2 separate regions of the Homo sapiens genome follow, and region 2 is linked to region 1. The links are chromatin contacts, found by Hi-C or POLR2A ChIA-PET in ENCODE. All regions are on one chromosome and are shown on one strand. Each heading gives the region's core, a stretch centred on a gene start or an enhancer-like site at or near the end of the contact. The rest is flanking DNA. Distances are from core to core; before and after follow the strand shown.

Region 1 (5,743 bases), core at 679-3,178:
TGTATTTCCTTGTTTATTATATATCTTGTTTGTCTGTCTTCCACCATGCGATTGTAAGGACCTTTAATACAAAAACTGGTATTTCATGTCCATGCCCACTATTCTAATCCTTGAACTTAAAACAGTGCCTGAAATATAGTAGGTAATCAATTATTTGATAAATGGATAAAATAGTTGGCCTTTTCAAGCCCCAGAAGTTTTATTTTAGACATTTTATATGGCTGTGTTTCCACATGCATTCCTGTATTCTAAAAGAGTTTACTAAACATGAATGTTATTACTTTAACTCATATTTACTGGTTTATCTTATATAGAAAGGCACTATGCTAGATACTCTGAAGTTACAAACACAAAGAAGACACGGTCCCTACCGTCAAGAAGTCCTATTGGTAAGGAATGGCAGACTATGATACGGATCATATGAGAACAAGTAAAATTGCAAGGCTGGGGAAGTGTGAAACTTGGAGAAGGCTACACAGTAGAATGCCTTCTTGATATTTTAGGGTTAGTGCAGTTATTATTTTGTCCTGGAATACTGTGTTCCTTTTAACATCCTCAGAATATAAGAAAGAAGGCAACCATATTTTTTTAGCAACAACAAAAAAATTAGGAAGCCTGGTCTACGTAAGTATTATAGAAATGGTAAATTATTTAATCATATATTTTTAACAACCACCTCACTGAAATGACTAAAAATACATGAAACTGTGTTTCATTACATATGATCATCATATATAGAGCAGTTTGCTCATACATTAAATAGCTCTAGATCAGTGTGTCTTTAGAATAAGTTCTCTGAGTAGTGATTGTTTTTTATAGTATTATTTGCTGTTGTTAGCTTCTTACTGTAATAATTCTGCCTTCCTCTCATTAAAGTTGCTTCATCTAATTTTTCTGTGGACTTGAAAGCCAAATAACCAACCTGGATAAAATTATATATAAAAAGAATATAAAAGACACCCACCCCCTCCAAAAAGTTTTCTTTTCAATTAAGTTTTAGGGAGGTTTTATTTTTAGTCTAGCTATTTATGGCCCATTTTTACATCTGTCTGATATTCCCCTATGCTTTTAACAACTTTTCTTAACAGAGTGTTATTTTACTTAAGTTTTCTGTTGAACTTTTTGCCTCTGTTCAATATACTGTAGTTGGCTTTGGAGTCAGAATGCCTCATAGCTCTGCCAAGTTTTAGTTTTATGTCCTCAGGCAAGTTGTTGAATCTTTCAGAACCTTTTTTTTTTTTTTTTTAAATCACATCTTCTTTACAAAGTTGGTATACAAAGTCAATGAATATGTTAAAGGCTAGGATGTTACTTGGCAGTCTGTTTCCTTCCCCAGTCATTCACCAGGTTGAATTGACTTCCCACCCCATCACTGAGTGACCAGTGACAAATGCCTTGGTGAACAGCATCCGTAATGAATACCAGTTTCATAGAAATGTCACAGTATATCTCCTGCAATGTAGGGCTGGCCCAAGACCACTCCTGCAGGCACTTTTGTTTCCTCAGATCATCAGTGCAATTTGGGGCGTGATCCACGTTGAGTTTCACCACAGAGTGGTACCAGAATTTGGCCCTATGGGAAATCCAGAGTCCAAGACTGGCCATAAAATTAAACTTTTTCTCTAGGTATCCTTCCGAGATTTGACGCCCAGAAGCAGATTTAAGTGCTATGTTGTATTTCACTCCCTGCCTGGAGTTCACAACAGGGAAACTCCGTCACAGGCGTTTCAGCCTTTGAAAAGAGTAAGATGATGGGAGTTTCATAGGGGGATGTATCAGTTACTGTGGATACTTAAAGTTAACAAAACATTCAGAGTAAGGAATTTTTTAATTAAAGTAAGTTCTACAGCATCCATGAATTACCTACATTTTTCCACTCCCTCACATACTTTCTCAAGTTACCCACCCTTGTGACTCATTCAGTAGCAAAATCAGTGAAGTCGGCATTCTCTTTTAGTCATCAAGCAAAAATGGGTCATCTCCCTGGCCTACTAGATTGTCTGGTTTGCCCCAGAAAATCTCTTTTCAGTTTGGCCCTCTTTCTGTTGCCATGTTTCCTTGCTTTTCCTGGAGGTAGGGGGGCGCCGGGGAAAGTGGGGGACAGTTTCCACCTATCATCAAGAACTTGCCATGACAGCCAGCTTCTTCACTCCAGGTTGCTCTCTTCTTAATGTTATATTTATTGTATTCATTCATCATTCCTGCCTAGAGAGCAGTGCTAAGATTCTGTCCTTGTCTTCTTTTAAATTCAGCTGAAATTCATTATCTGTTATGTGCCATGCACTGAATTAGGCCCTTAATTTAACATTATGGATTTAAAAAAATGAGGCTAAGAAAGGTTATGTGTCCAAAGTGACAAGGTAGTAAAAGATAGAAGGAACTTGAATGCAAATCTGTTGACTCAAAATTCAGTTTTCTCTCTACTTTAGCATGACTCCCCTTTCCTCCATGCATGCCAAGAGGTTAAAAATCACTGACGATGGGATGCGAGCTGGAAGCCTTCATTAAGTCATGCTTGAGCCTGTGCCACTGATATCCTCCCTCCCAGGCTCAGGTGACTGCTGTAATCAGTGTGCCCCAGGTACTATTCTCTGGGTCCAGTTTGACTGTGAATTTCCAGCCACTGGCTTGTAGAATAGACAAAAAAGCTATCACCTTTGAATTAAAAAGGACTAATCTTAGAATAGATTTAGCAAGTTAGAGTAGAAAACCCCCACTAACAAAGAAGAGCGAACTTATTATTAAAGGTATAGAAGTTGAGGAACTCACCTCTGACTTGTTTTTTAAGATATGGATTTGATCTTTAATCACAAAGGCATTACATTGAATAAATAACCTTTCCCTTTCAAGCTAAAAAGCAACAACCCTCTTCTAGAAAGTTCACAGAATTTAATATTTCTTTCTTTTTTGTTTGAACTTCTTTAATAACCTTAATGAAAATTAAGGTAGTTTCCATGGGTTGAAACCATTGGCAATTATTGATTAATTGTATTATTGGAAGAGAATAGTAAAAACAATTCATTTGGGTTTTATAATGTATAATTTTACTTTACCTTTGAGTCTGTGTTTCACCAGATAGAAAATTACTTTAGAGACTTTAATGATGCCACAGTGTGAACACCCATCTCAGGAAGATGAAGAAACTATGTATTTTCCCAATTTGGAATGGTGTAGACCTGAGTTCAGGTCTATAAAATTTGGATTTTTTGTTTGTTTGTTTGTTTTGTTTTTGAGACGGAGTCTCGCTCTGTTGCCCAGGCTGGAGTGCAGTGGTGCAATCTCGGCTTACTGCAACCTCTGCCTCCCGGGTTCAAGTGATTCTCCTGCCTTAGCCTCCTGAGTAGCTAGGACTACAGGTGCGTGCCACCACGCCAGTCTAATTTTTTGTATTTGTAGTAGAAATGGGGTTTCACCATGTTAGCCAGGATGGTCTCCATCTCCTGACCTCGTGATCCGCCCACCTAGGCCTCCCAAAGTGCTGGGATTACAGGCATGAGCCACTGCACCAGGCCTGGATTTTATAGTTAAATACCTGGATGACCTTTGGTAAGTTACCTAGCTACTTGGCCTTTGTCGTTGCCTAGTAAAGTAAGGATTATGTTTCTGGAGTTATGTGTGTAATGGTAAGTTACAACTTCTAGGAAAACAAGTTAGAGTATTTACCTTACTAATGGTGAATTAGTAGCACCATCTTTCTATACAAAGACTTCATAGTTGAAAATTAACTATATTAATGATTTTATGTAACACTAAGGAAATAAAAATAGAAGTGACATAAATCACTAATGATCCGCTTTTAAGATTTCCTTTAAGGAAATTTAGTTTAGCATATTACAAGATATTTTTAACAGGCATTTTTATTTCTCTTATGCAGTATATTTTGAATGCTCTTTGAAAGGCTGCTGTTTCCATAGTTAATTCATTTTATTCAAAGACAGAACATCAAAGCAGCAAAACTCAATTAAGTGGAATAGTCAGGAAATGAAATATTCTGGTGAATTTAGGTGGCAATGTTAAATAGAAAGCTTATTACCTTCTCTACCCATATGGCTTCTGGTCTCTGTATTTAAATCATTCCACTGAATTTGAGTTTTTATTGAAATCTCTGCTAATTTTTTTCCTAGAAAAATGAAGGAAAATCAATTAAAGAAACTTCTTGTTTCAAATTATATTATTGAAAAGCATTTCAAACTGTATTAATTGCTTGACTTCATTGGTAAAAATGTTCATCATTGGAAACATCAGTTCTCTTCCAGTACTGGCAATACAGATCAGATAGGAAGATTCAACTAAATGTGTATTGTCCCTTGGACCTAGCAATGTTCCGGCCATATGAGTACATTTTTATCTTTCGCTTTCTTCCAAAAATTGAGTGTGAAATAAAACTCCATTTATTTTAAATGAGCATCATTTAGTGAAAAGAAAATCAGCATATTAATTGATATGATATAAACTTAAAAAAATAGTTTGTGTAGCAATTTTAAAAGTGCAGGCCGGGCATGGTGGCTCACACCTGTAATCCCAGCAGTTTGAGAGGCCGAGGTGAGCAGATCACCATCAGGATTTCAAGACCAGCCTAGCCAACATGGTGAAACCCCATCTCTACTAATAATACAAAAATTAGTCGGACATGGTGGCATTCTCCTGTAATCCCAGCTACTCAGGAGGCTGAGGCAGGAGAATCGCTTGAACCCGGCAGGTAGAGGTTGCGGTGAGCCGAGATCGTGCCATTGAGCTTCAGCCTGGGCAACAAGAGTGAAACTCTGTCTCAAAAAAAAAAAAAAAATAAAATAAAATAAAATAAATTAAAGTGCAGAAAAGTTTTAAGAGGTAAAATAAGGCATTCACAATTGACAAAGGAATCTCTATAAAATTTTAGTGTTTATTCTTTATTTACAGAATCAATGGCAAATGGGTATGCAACTCTTTTTTAAAATCTAAGTTGTTTTGTTTTGCTTTTTATGTATTCTTATTTCCATTTTAAATTTTAGAGAAATAAGAAAAAAATAGATGAACAGATATGAAACTTCCCTTTTTAGTATTAAAAAAAAACTATCCTTAAGTTAACATTGCGGTATCTTACTGGATATGCAGAAAAAAAGAACAAATTGTTTTTAAACATATTTTTATCCTGCAAGAAGTTGACGTATAAACAGTAAGTTGCATACCTGTTTTTTAAAATTCAGAAAAAAATTGCTTTAAATAATGTGACTATTCAGAAGCCACATTTTAAGAGATTTTTTTTTTAATTTTATTTTCTTACACAAAGTGTTGAATGAGCAGTATTTGTCACAGTGATTTTTGTGTTGGTTTGCTTTCAGTTATTTTCGTCACAATAGGGAATGGAAGCCTAACAGAAAAATGCATCCATGAATTTTCAATATTTGTTTTATCTTACATAGATTACTTACTAATCTATGTTTTGTTGAAATCTTGTGAAAGTTATTTTAATTCTGTAGTGCAGTAGTATCACATATATATTTTCATCAAATATATAGTGATATTGTATACATTAATTTAAATTCAGAATGAGAAATTAAGCTCCTAGCATTTTTTAATTTTTGAGTTCTGAAGTTAAAAATGTGTAAAATTATTTTGTATATTCCTAGTGAAACACCAGCCCAGAAAATATTAATATACTCTGGTTATATTTTGTTTCTGTTCAGATTCATTAAAAAAAACTCTGAAAGAAAAGATGATGGAAATACTTTCTGCCCCACACAATAAATATCAGGTATATTTT
Region 2 (6,626 bases), core at 1,183-3,682, 46 kb before region 1:
TTTAAGGTTGCTTTTTAAATATTGTTTGTAATAAAAAGACATCCAGCTATTACAGAACTTAGTGTATTAAGATTTTAATATCACAACCTACTTTTTTTATGATATAAACTTTATTTTTTTTTTAAAAGCTTGGCAATGATCTGTTCAGGAATCAAGGAAGAGTAATCATACCTCCAAATCTTGCCAGCAGTAATTCAAAATAAACTACCTAATCAGCAAGAGGAGATTTGTTTCATGGACTCTGAGGGAATTCTGGCAAACAAGTCTCATAAGTTTAATCAGCATCAAAAAATTGTAAGGGAAATATAGTAGCATGAATAATATTTAACTCTATCTATTCTGAACCATCTCACAATTGTATTCATAAGTTGTCCTAAAACCATCCATAGCTGTGAAGCTTTTCTGCTATCATATCCCAAACACCAGACCCTTCTCTTTAACACCTCCATGATAGTCCTTACAGGGTTGACTGGTTGAGCTAAAACTGAAGTGGGTTAATATGGTTTGACGGTGGGAAAGATATTATAGAACTGAGCAGTAAGAGACAATTTAAGAGCTAGTATGTTCTACTTAGAGATGACAAAGGTACATAAGGGAATATGATCAATTGGAGAAAACATGAGAATGCCGGGCACAGTGGCTCAATCAAGCCTGTAATCCCAGAACTTTGGGAGGATGAGGCAAGTGGATCCCTTGAGCTCAGGAGTTTGAAACCAGCCTGGGCAATATGGTAAAACTTTGTCTTTGCAAAAAAGTATAAAAATTAGCCAGGCGTGGGGGTGCGCACCTATAGCCCCAGCTACTTAGTGGCTAAGGCATGAGGATTGCTTGTACACAGGAGGTGGAGGACACAGTGAGCTGAGATCATGCCACTGCACTCCAGCCTGGGTGATCAAGTGAGATCCTATCACAAAAACAAAAACAAACACATGAGGAATTATTAGATCTAGAAGGATCTAGAAGATTTTGTGTGTTCACATGCACACATAGATATTCAGCTAAAAAGAGATACATAAAAAATAATAAGATCATGTCTTTTGCAGGAACATGGATGGAGCTGGAGGCTATTATCCTTAGCAAGCTAATGCAGGAACAGAAAACCAAATACCGCGTGTTCTCACTTATAAGTGGGAGTTAAATGATAAGGACCTATCAACACAAACAAGGAAATAACAGACACTGGGGTCTACTTAAGGGGGAGGGTGGGAGGAGGGAGAGAAGCAGAAAAGATAACTATTGGGTACTGGGCTTAATACCTGGGTGATGAAATAACGTGTACAACAAACCCCCATGAAACATGTTTACCTATGTAACAAACCTTCACAGGTACGCCAAAACCTAAAATAAAAGTTAAAAAATGGTTAAAAGAAAGTTAAAAAAAGTTTAAAAAGTTAAAAAAATCTAAAACATAAAAAAGAGATACAAATATCACAAACTAATTTTTCATTTCAAACCCTTAACTTCAATTATAAAATGTTAGTGTTGAAAAAAACACAAGAGATGATCTAATTCATTTTTCTCATTTCACAAGTGAGTAAACAAGGACAGGAAAGGCGAGATTACTCATTCAAGGCCACCAAGTGTGCAGAGTTGGTTGGACTTAGGCAGGCTAGATCCTGAAGAGTCCATGAATAGGAAGAGAGCCTTGACGTGGGTAAGCTTATGTTTCTGGAGAAAGTCCTTCCCCATTTCCTGTCTTCTTCCTGTAGGCCAGGTACTTGTCAGCTTGTATATCACCAGCCCTTAGGTTCTCTACCCATATGCTCTTAATGACAGTCCAAAGGGTCCACATTTGTTTGTTTACTAGAAAGCAGATGGCCAACTAACAGGAAACCCTAGAAAACCTTTACTTATCTATGTACATCCAACATTTGCAAAGATGTGTTCCCTTTGTTTACAGTATTTGATTGCTTGATGAGAATCCAGAGGTATTTCATTCCCTTTCATTAGTATTTCCTTCTTGTACACTTAAAATTCTGCATTGTCCAAGAAGAAATGTACTTTAAAATGTACATGAAAAGAACTGAGGTTTGTTTAATTTAATGAACGGAGGTTCATTTGATTTAAATGTCACCATTAAGGTGGGTTTGTTTTCTAAGTGTTTCTTTTTTTTCTATCTATTGCTCATAGCTATTTTTTTTTTAAAGTAAAGGATTTTTGAACTCAGCGTCATCAATATGATAAAATAAGGACACCAGCACAGGGCTGGTGTGTTTTGAGGCCCCTGGCTTGAGAGGTGTCTTGTCGTCTTACTTTTTCTCCCGAGGCTTGGGCTTTGAAGAGAACAAAGTAGTTCTGGAGTTTCTCTCCCTTCCCCAGAGTCATTATTATCTGAAGAGCAAAGAAAATAAAGGAGAATGTTGCTTCACCGCAGCACTTCTCAATCTTTCATGCTTGTTTCATCTTGTGGTAGTGGTGGCAACGTTCCAGGCTATGGGGAAAATAGGCTCTTATATGGTGTGCTTAAGCAAAGAGTAATTCATTAATACTAACACAGATGAGTACATAGGAAATAAAAGAAATAAACAAAAGGAAGACGCCCTTTAGGCCTGCTAGCAACAATAAAGCCACTATTTCCTGCAGAACCACTCCTAAGAAACAGCATTCTCTCTCAGGTACCTTGTCCCTAGAATTTCACACCCTCTATTGCTTTTTTTTCCCAGCCTCAGTGTAATCCTAAGTGAACTATAATCTTAAGTCACAACAGAAGATTAGAATAAGATGTATGTAATATATGTTATTTACTGAACTCACATCAGCTATAATTGCTTTATGGAGATTCTCAAATTTGAAACATGTTCAGCTTTTCAGGCTTGCATTACAAATTCAATATAAAAATTCCTATTTGGTGATTTTTATTCAGTCAGTCTTTAAGGAGAGAAGATTAGCAGCAGCTGCTTTTTTTTTCTTTCTCAGATACCTGACGGTTACCCTTTCCACACAAAACTTTTCTTTAATTTTAACATTCTTTAAGTGGAAATCTTTCTAAAGTGCATGTAATAAGTTTCCATGACCCTACCAGTAGGGAAAACAAAATGTAATTTAATTCTTCACTCTTCTCAGGATTATTAAAGCAGGTCCTGGTTCTCCATATGAAGACATTTCTTTGTCACAGAGCAGCATGGCCGTTGATAAGTGAATTGGGGCCAGACAAGCAGTTGCTAGGTAGAAGAGATCTTTCTGAGTCTCTGAGCCACTGGTCATCAAATACTTGGCATCAGGTCAGGACGGACAAGTGGAGCCCTGATATGGCTGTTCTCAGAAGTTCTGGGAAGGAGTCCTATTTAACTCCTCCAGAGCAAAGGCTTGGCGTGTGACCACAGCTACACCCAGAATTACAGATGGGGCTGTCTCATGATTCTGTGGTAAGTTTGCTTCTTTACTTGGCTGCTGCTGCGCAGTATGTCATTTACTACCCACAAGCAGTGAAAGAGGACTTCTCCTGGCTCCTTTTTAAGTGTGTGCATACAATGCAAAACCAAGTCTTCTGAGTGCCAAGTATAACTGGATAAAGGATAATGAATGAAATAAGATAATCTATTTTCTAAAAATACCTGAATAATACAACCCAAAGAATGTGCTCTACTTTCAAGCTTATGGAAATTCCAAGTAAATGTAATAATCCCCACCCTTGAGTTAAATGGGTAAAGTTACAAACATATTTTAAAGTACTAAAAACTGATCCAAACTTAATCAAAGCACTGATTGCTTTATGGTTTGGGGCAAAGGATTAATCTTTGAAGAATACAGATACTATAAATAATTAAAATCTTTACAAGGCAGATACTAATTTAAATTTCTTCATATTTGTGGGTATAGTTCTCTAGAAATATATTTTGTTGACAGACATTGATACTGATACCAATATCAGTAAGAAAATATTTATAAGAAAACATAAACAAAGGAAATTTGTTCATAACATTTACAAATGTTATAATTCACACTATCAAACCTTCCTTTCCCAAGTTCTGGAATTACATACTAGCTCCAATTTTATTTTTTCAATATTATGTGCATTTTACAATTTTTTTTTTTACCATTTTCCTATCTTGGCTCCTTTTTTCCTAATGAATGAAGCTCATATGCCTTATCTTAGTGTTGTTAACCTTATCCATTCTTTGGCCCTAACTTATGTTTCTAACTTAATTTCTAATCCTCATTTTACAAAACCAAAATTCTTGTATTATTAGACCTTTCATCATTTGTTGAGGAAGCTTTGCACTGTCCTTGCACCATTTCTAATGTCACCTTCTATATGGAGCCTCTGTGACCCCTCCAGGCAAAAGGGATTGGTCCTTTATCCAAATTTCCATAGCCCTTTGTACTTCCCATGTGGCATCCATCATGTATTGTGCTATGTTATTATCTGCACACATCCTATCTCATTAGATTGTAGCAGAATATGGGCCATTTGCCCACATGGATGAGTATCATTCATGTTACCTAGCATAGTGCCTTCTATATACAAAATGCAAGATAATAGGATGATATTATATATGTATTGAGTCAGATCCCTTTCAGTTGCAAAATAACAGAAATGCAGTCCAAGACGGCTTAGTCTCTAAAAAGGGAATTTACTGGATCATATAAATGCATAGTTTAGGGATGCAGTTGATCTCAAGTATAAAAAGATTGAGGAGCTCAAAGAATGTCCTTATAGTTCCCTCTCTCTTCATGTCTCTACTCTTTCTATACCCATTTCACTTCATTGTTCAAGGAGGTATTTTTCACATGGTGGTCAAGAAAGGCAAAAGCAGCCTCGTCTCTCATATTCCAAGAAAGACAGTCATTGGCTTTGCTTGGCTTTCATGTAGTCACACCAGATAAAGAATGAGAGCCTAATTTCTCATGAAATACAAATACAAATGATAATAGTTTATAGTTTATAGTTTTTGTAGTAAAAAACTATAAAATTACACTATAAATTACAGATTAAATTAACTTTTTAAGGACCTTCACAGATTAACGTAAGAGTTACCTTTACAATTTTTTAAATCTCAGTGAAAATATCAAATCAACGAACATGTATTGTATGGCTTTGTATTATGTTCAAGGGGTACAACCGATAGAAAAGCTGACATTTCAACCACTGAGGAATCACGGTCTAGTTGGTGGCTGACAAAATGTAAGGCATAACAAATGAATGAATATAAGAAATGATATTGTCCAAGTGTTAAATATTTCAGCACAGATTATAACCTTAATAGTAACTCAAGAAAGAAAGAATGATTGTGGAATAGAATAATCGTTGAAGATTTTGTGGAGACAGCGAAAGCTGTTTTGATTAAAGAAGGATGAATTGTTTTTGAATTGTTGGAAAAGGGTGGGAAGAAAATATGATTGAAGGAAGGAAAGAGAATGAAATCGTTTAGAGGTAAGCATTCTATCTGCAGAGACTTAATTGTAGACTCACTTATAACGGATAATTTAAGTTGAGAGTAAGATTAGATGGTGGAAGTAGGTTAGCTTAAAGAAGGCTTTGAATCCTGGGTTCATGAGTTTAAATTTGATCTCGTTATTACAACTTTATTGTATGCAGGTTTTAAAAAAATGGAAATGGCAATTCAGCTGCAGGTGATGATGTGAAAGGAGGACAGAAGCTATAATATTTCTGCTGTGAAATAGGGGCCACTACTTACATTTATACAGGTTGTGCAGTGCACAACCCTACTGGGCACCAATCACATTGCAGTTGAATGGTGTCTCCTAATATTGTGCAGTGCCTGAATTTTTAAACAATATATGGCCCATCCATATGACTTTCAAGAAAAAAAGAACACACCAATTTGACCAATGTGGAAGATAAGCAGATGCTATGTAGAAGTTGGAGAGAAGGTTGAAGAGGAAAGTGAAGACTAGATTATAGAATACCTTGAATGTTAGGCTAAGAAATATGAACTTTATCTTGTGTTTAATGCAGGGCAGAGTTTGGGAAAGCCACTGGGAAATTGTGAATAGAATAGCAAAGTTACAATTAGTGTTTCAAGAAAATTAAATTTGGCTACAGTATTCAGGATAGATTCTAGGGACAGAAATTGGCAAAGTAGAGAACTGTTAGAAGATTGTTAGAGTAGTGCAGAAAAAAGTGGGCCATAGGCACAAGAGTGATTTGAAGGGTATTTTGAAGAAATAGAAGGAGAAAGAAAGGCAAAAAGGGTGAATGTCTTACAAAAGAAACACATAACCTGGGACTTATTATCATTATTGAGGTAGAGAGTAAAGGACAAAATTATATATTTTTTCAAATCATTCTCAGTGACTATGCTGCTGGAAGTTATATAACTCTTTACATTTTGCAGCGTTTTCAAATATATTATCCATTTGGATATAGATAATTTTTGAAATCATGAAGTAAAGCAATTTCCTAAGCTTATACAAAAGGTTCACATATCTAAAAAATAGAAATTGTTATCACGTACAATAGAATATTGTAACGACAGACTTACCTATGTTTATCTAGATGAGAAAAAAAATGAATGGGCAGTGATCCCAGCGTGTCTAAAACCCACCTTTTTATAAGCCCTGGATTTTATGCCTTGTAACACTCCAGGGAGCTGTTCCTTGTCATTCCTTTTCCCATCACTAATCTTCACCTCAGCACTTTCTAAAAGCTTTCTTTGACTCTA

Evidence for each region. A loop is a pair of places that touch in the nucleus more often than their neighbours do. ChIA-PET counts read pairs that join two places held with the same protein, here RNA polymerase II (POLR2A). Pooled maps may share reads with other maps.
Region 2: a loop to region 1 is called in a map of mesothelial cell of epicardium, with 20 times the contacts of the local background. The contact joins two enhancer-like sites. A Hi-C loop is called at or near these places in 1 of 168 maps with a recorded cell type or tissue (mesothelial cell of epicardium) and 1 of 50 pooled maps. POLR2A ChIA-PET finds 5 or more read pairs at or near these places in 3 of 52 experiments (GM10248, GM12878 and OCI-LY7).

Annotation. Positions count from the first base shown.
Region 1 is chr3:168,067,881-168,073,623 of GRCh38, reverse strand. The region is part of intron 1 of GOLIM4 (golgi integral membrane protein 4); the gene reads left to right. Among named protein-coding and RNA genes, the nearest start is that of GOLIM4, 25 kb to the left of the region's middle. Within about 2 kb of position 1,928, at least 4 of the 41 ENCODE cell types and tissues checked have a DNase peak (open chromatin) inside an H3K27ac peak, as active enhancers do.
Region 2 is chr3:168,113,102-168,119,727 of GRCh38, reverse strand. No RefSeq gene overlaps it. Among named protein-coding and RNA genes, the nearest start is that of GOLIM4, 20 kb to the right of the region's middle. RefSeq lists a silencer at 1,453-1,747 and a cis regulatory region at 2,999-3,499. Within about 2 kb of position 2,432, at least 9 of the 41 ENCODE cell types and tissues checked have a DNase peak (open chromatin) inside an H3K27ac peak, as active enhancers do.